Regions from separate parts of the Mus musculus genome. Here region 2 is linked to region 1. A link is a loop called in an ENCODE intact Hi-C map of the cell type or tissue named here. Cell type or tissue: left cerebral cortex. All regions are shown on one strand. Each heading gives the region's core, and the rest is flanking DNA. Links, peaks and the distances in the headings are about the cores only.

Region 1 (2,899 bases), core at 166-2,665:
TATCACCCTATGACATATACAGTTATTTATCCCACTTTGTGTGAGAAAAACAGGTTATACAGCCTGGTCTACAGCCAGCCAGGGAAGTTGTATCAAACTGCCTGAAGTGGCCCGGACAGGAAACCAGGATGTTTGGTTTATACACCCCAGATTATTTTGGGGTACAGTGGGGTGCCATTATCAGGATCCACCCTGACGGATCTACTTTGCCTCTCAGTCGAGGACCTGGAGAGAAATGATGGTTCCCAGGAGCGGCCTTACTACATGCCCAAGGCACTCCTGAAGATTCTGGGCAAGAAGAATGAGGCACCTACAGGGGGAAAGACCAGGAAGAAGTGAGAGACTCATCGTGACCTGGAAATGCAGCCCTCCTGTACAGAAGCCCTGCCGTCAATGCCTTGAGAATCACGATTTTGTAGAAAACAGATTTTATTAAAGACTAATATTTTATATTCTTGATAAGTTTATGGCTTTATTTTCAGTGAAAACTTGCTTCCTTTTTTTTTTTTTTTAATTAAAATCCAAATTGCTATCACACGATTCAATACCCAGTAAGAAAAACTTGTTCGGTGACTGAGGCCAGGAGACTGGGGTGTAACTCAGCTGGTAGAGTTTGCCTAGCATGGAAGGGTCCCCGGATTCTGTCTATAGCATAAGCAGGGCTGGGACACATGCCTGTAATCGGTACTTGGGAGGTACAGGCAGGAGCACTGGAATTTCCAAGTTATCTGTGTCTGTTTAGAGACAGAATTTTTCTGTGTAGCCCTGGCTATCCTAGAACTCACTCTGTAGACCAGGCTGGCTTAGAACTCAGGAAGGAGGGTGGCTCTTTTTTCATTCATTCGTCGCTTTTTTTTTTTTTTTTTTTTTTTAGCTTTTCAAGACAGGGTTTCTCTGTGTAGCCCAGGCTGGCCTCGAACTCAGAAATTTGCCTGCCTCTACCTCTGCCTCCCAAGTGCTGGGATTAAAGGCGTGCGCCACCACGCCCAGCTGCTTATTATTTTTAACCTAGTGATTCTAATCAGTGTTAGTCATGTGCTTAAGGGCATTGGGGTCATCCACTGGGACGTGGGGTACCATGGGCACACTCCTAAAGAAAAGTGCCTTTCTCTCCCCTAGCAGCCATCAACTGCCAAGATCTCCTCAGCTAGGAGTGGGGCTTCCCAACCCTAGGGACTCATACAAACTAGGAAGGTACTCTACCAACTGAGTCATATGCCATCCCTAACCTGTCTCTTCCACAAGGGGTCAGTGCCTTTCATAGCCGCCGGTTGCTTTAAAACACGCCCCGCCCCTTTCGTCACGTTCTGGCGTTAGAGCCAGTCAAAAGGCTCACACAGACTGGGGCCGCCTCTGGGTCACATGCTGATGGACTAATTGGAGTCGCGGCAGCGCGGGCTGCGGCCCCCAAGGGGAGGGGTCGGAGTGACGTGCGCGCTTTTAAAGGGCCGAGGTCAGCTGACGGCTTGCCACCGGTGACCAGTTCCTGGACAGGGATCGCCGGGAGCTATGGTGGGGGCAGACCCGACCAGACCCCGGGGACCGCTGAGCTATTGGGCGGGCCGTCGGGGTCAGGGGCTCGCAGCGATCTTCCTGCTCCTGGTGTCCGCGGCGGAATCCGAGGCCAGGGCAGAGGATGACTTCAGCCTGGTGAGCCTTGCTGCACCTGCAGAGGTGGCCACTGCCCAGCTCGGCCATCCCTCCGCGTGACACTCCTGCCCCTCCATCCCCTCCCAACACCTTTGCTTCCTTGGGCCCCTGGCTCAACTGTTATGGGGTCCTGCCCCTCATCCCTGAAGGTTCCTTCTCCCCTCGCAGCCTCTCCTTGCTCAGGAGCCTCCAGGTTCGGCCCATACTATCCTCTGGGCTCCCACCTCTTGTTCTAGGACACCCTTCACCCCTACTCAGGCTCCCCATTACCCTCTCTCATGGGAACCCTGGCTGGAGCCAGTACCTATCGGTCTTAGGTACCTTAAACCTCGTGAAGCTTGTCTGCATTGAGGTGTCCTTCTGCGCAGGTGCAGCCGCTGGTGACCATGGAGCAGCTGCTGTGGGTGAGCGGGAAGCAGATCGGCTCTGTAGACACTTTCCGCATCCCGCTCATCACAGCCACCCCTCGGGGCACGCTCCTGGCCTTCGCTGAGGCCAGGAAAAAATCTGCATCCGATGAGGGGGCCAAGTTCATCGCCATGAGGAGGTCCACGGACCAGGGTAACAAAGGCTCCCGGGTGGAAAGAGCGGGTGCTGGGTTGTATGGGTGATCGGGGTAGGGAGTTGGGGGTTCCCTTCATCAATGGAGCAGAGCCGAGCAGACCCCGGGGACCACTGAGCTGCTGGGCTGGTTGGGGTCAGGGGCTCACAGCGATCTTCCTGCTCCTGGCATCCGAGGCCAGGGCAGAGGATGACTTCAGCCCAGAGATAGAACTTTGGGGCTTGAGTCCCTAATGAGTTAGGGAAACCAGAGGATGAATTTTGTCCATAGTTTCTGTAACTAAGAACCAAGGTACTGAAAATGAGAATTATGTCTCAGGGGAATTAGCAGGAAATAATGTCAGAGAAAGAAGAAACATGGTTCTGGTGCCACATTGAGGTCCCCGGGGAGAGGCAGGAAGTAAACAACAACCCGTACAATTTTCTCTCTGCTCTTTTTTTTTTCTTCTTCTTCTAGGTAGCACGTGGTCCTCTACAGCCTTCATCGTAGACGATGGGGAGGCCTCCGATGGCCTGAACCTGGGCGCTGTGGTGAACGATGTAGACACAGGGATAGTGTTCCTTATCTATACCCTCTGTGCTCACAAGGTCAACTGCCAGGTGGCCTCTACCATGTTGGTTTGGAGTAAGGACGACGGCATTTCCTGGAGCCCACCCCGGAATCTCTCTGTGGATATTGGCACAGAGA
Region 2 (2,899 bases), core at 183-2,682, 70 kb after region 1:
CTGGAGTGCTTCTGCCTTTGGGTCCCCTGCCCTTCCTTCACGTGACTCCATGTCAGGCAGTGAGCGCTCAGCACCTAGAGCCCCTTTCCTGTTTTACCTGGGTTAGATCCGAGGATCTTCCGCGAACTGGCGGTGCACTCCGTTACCAAAAGCCTGACATGGCCTTGAGCACACCCCATCAGTACGCTTTCTAAAAGCATAAGATAAATACAAGCAAGAGACGCGGAACGCACGGTGCATTTACCAACGCCAGGGAATTACCAACCTTTCATTCCCTACAGCAACAGCTCCCAGCAGCCAGGCACTGCTTGTGAAAGACCCCCAAGCTGGGTAGTCAATCACTCTGAGGAGACCCTCCCAAGGATCAGCGAGGCCACGATTCGGATGCAACAGCAAAAGGCTTTATTGGGAACACGGGTACCCGGGCGACTCAGTCTATCGGATGACTGGCGCGCCGAGTGTGGAGTACTTACCCTTCTTATAGGGCTAGGGCTGGGGGGCAAAAAGCGCGGGTACAGAAGCGAGAAGCGAGCTGATTGGTTAGTTTAAATAAGGCTTGGGGTATTTCCCGGTCATTTGGGGAACCTGAAACTGAGGTGGGACTTTCCAGAAACTGTTGCTGGTTTCGCTTTATCTGAGTACCATCTGTTCTTGGCCCTGAGCCGGGGCCCAGGTGCTTGACCACAGATATCCTGTTTGGCCCCTGTCCCGGTATTATTCAGCCTTATTCTTTAACTAAACTTCCTTGTAACTTTTGAGAACTCAGCTCTGGTACTTTATCATGCCTTGCAAAATGGCGTTACTGCAGCTAACTTGCTAAGCCTTATGGTGGGGTCTTTCACTTGGAGCAGCCCGAGATTCTGCAGCTCGCCCTGCAAAAGGCGGAAACCTGGGACCAAGCACGCACTCCAGACACTAGGGCTTTCGTTTTCCCGCGCTCTAGACACGAAGACCCCGGGCTGCCCGCGGCGGCGCCTGACCCGAGGGCCACGGGCTGCCCGCGGCGGCGCCTGACCCAGACCCAGGCTCGTCCCGGCACGCGGGTTCCCGTCTCCGTGCTGCACGAGCCACTCTGGCCCCTGCTTGACCCGTCCGGCAGCGGTGGGCCGCGCACGGACCCTCGGGATCGCGCACGCACAGGCGGGGCCCGGCAGCCCTGCGAGGACCCGAGTCCGGAAACGTGCGCTGTCACAAAGGGGGGGACACGTGGGTGCCGCTGTCCCGGCCGCGTTCTCCCGCAGCGGGAGAGCTGCCTCCGCTGCCCGCCACCTCCACCCCGGCCGCCCTGTGGGGCCGCGGCCGTAGCCGGCCGAGTGTGATCGCCGCCTTCAGTACGTACACGCGGCGCGGCCTCCCCTCTCCAACCCGAGGGGGCGGGCGATCGGGGTCCCGCCTCCTCCTCTAGGCGCTGCTGGCGGCTGCTCGGCCAGGCCTAGGGTCCGGCCGGGCGCCTGCGTACCTTGCAGCACGTGCTCAGGTCCCCTCCTCAATCTGCCGGGTCTCTCCTCAGGTCACTGCACCGCGTTCGGACCCTGCACAGCCATGTCCATCCTCTACGTCTCTCCTCACCCCGACGCCTTCCCCAGCCTCCGAGCCCTCATCGCTGCCCGATACGGGGAAGCTGGTGACGGTCCCGGGTGGGGAGGCCCTCACCCCCGCATCTGCTTGCAGCCTCCCCCGAGCAGCCGGACTCCATTCCCTCCGCCTCGCCTGCCCGCCCTGGAGCAGGGACCTGGCGGCCTGTGGGTGTGGGGGGCCCCGGCTGTAGCTCAGCTGTTGTGGCCTGCAGGCCTGGGGGGACCCGGGGGCAGCCGGGCAGCTGTCCTGGTCCAGCAGTGGGTCAGTTATGCTGACACGGAGCTCATACCCGCTGCCTGCGGGGCGACCCTGCCTGCCCTGGGACTTCGAGGTCCTGGTCAGGATCCCCAGGTGAGAGGGAAGAAAAAGGGAGAAATTCTGACTACACAAACAGGATTGGGAAGAATCCCACGAAAAAAGTCGGTTGTCAGGCGGTCGCATCTCTGCCTGCCACCTGGTGTAGTAACTTTGGGAACACTTTTTCTCGAGCCTTGGTCTTCTATGTCTGAGAATGCAAGATGATGAAATCTCTTCCTTCCTCCGGGGGTGTGATACATGAGCGCCCGGGAGTGGAGCGTGGTTTTGCTGTTTTCACTACGTTTGGAGTGTGTGTGTGTGTGTGTGTGTGTGTGTGTGTGTGTCTTTAAATTAGGTCTCGCTCTAACTGAATGGCTCGGAACGAACGCACTGGTGTGCCAAGCATTCCCAAGTCTGTCTTTGGGTTTCTGTTGCCATGTTTAAAACAACATGACCAAAAGCGCCTTGGGAAAGAAAGGAATTGTTTCAGGTTACAGCTCTCCATCACTGAAGGAAGTCAGACCAGTGACTGGAAGCAGAAACAAAAAGAGGCCGTGCAGGACCGATACTTTCTGGCTCACTTTCCACAGCTTGTTCAGCCTGCTCTTTTATACCGTCCAGGGCTGCTTTGCCAGGGGTGGTATCCCCTACAATGGACTGGCCCTCCACATAATCATTAGTTAAGAAAACGTCCCCACACGCTTACCCACAGGCCAGTCTGGTGGGGACATTTTCCCAATTGAGTTTCCCACTTCGCACGGGCCACTGGCTTAGGTGAGGTTGACAAGGCCCTGGTTGGCAAGTGTGACAGGGATGCAGGATGTGAGCGGTTTTATGTTGAACTGTAGGGAAGACTGGGGAGAGATGACAGTTGCTGGGAGGAGTCAGAGGAGGCTTGAAGTTGAAGGAGAGGCAGGGAGAGGACAGATGACACACCAGATTGTTTCTGTGAGTCCTTCCAGGGTAGACCTGTGTCTGCCTTAACTGAAAGCTCTGCCCCTGCAGGGTAGGGAGTGCATGGTGG

Evidence for each region. A loop is a pair of places that touch in the nucleus more often than their neighbours do. Peaks named below come from ENCODE experiments on the same cell type or tissue, not always from the same donor. Only the 100,000 strongest peaks of a DNase experiment are listed, where the experiment ranks them.
Region 2: a loop joins it to region 1, with 7 times the contacts of the local background. A loop is called at or near these places in 1 of 42 quality-filtered maps.

The regions. Positions count from the first base shown.
Region 1 is chr17:34,929,898-34,932,796 of GRCm38, forward strand. It overlaps Slc44a4 (solute carrier family 44, member 4), which reads left to right. Exons shown (of 21, transcript NM_023557.3): 21 at 218-539. The coding sequence ends at 339. Neu1 (neuraminidase 1) reads left to right here and starts at 1,356. Exons shown (of 6, transcript NM_010893.3): 1 at 1,356-1,650; 2 at 2,019-2,211; 3 at 2,669-2,899. The coding sequence starts at 1,510. In left cerebral cortex, for the core only: a CTCF peak has its summit at 1,245 (motif pointing right); DNase peaks (open chromatin) are centred at 1,341 and 1,955; H3K4me3 peaks cover 1,497 bases; H3K27ac peaks cover 816 bases.
Region 2 is chr17:34,999,902-35,002,800 of GRCm38, forward strand. It overlaps D17H6S56E-5 (DNA segment, Chr 17, human D6S56E 5), which reads right to left and starts at 845. Exons shown (of 2, transcript NM_033075.3): 1 at 266-845. The coding sequence starts at 272. Vars (valyl-tRNA synthetase) reads left to right here and starts at 1,006. Exons shown (of 30, transcript NM_011690.3): 1 at 1,006-1,331; 2 at 1,511-1,929. The coding sequence starts at 1,543. In left cerebral cortex, for the core only: no CTCF peak of the experiment used is centred there; DNase peaks (open chromatin) are centred at 1,032, 1,099, 1,736 and 2,142; H3K4me3 peaks cover 2,036 bases; H3K27ac peaks cover 1,201 bases.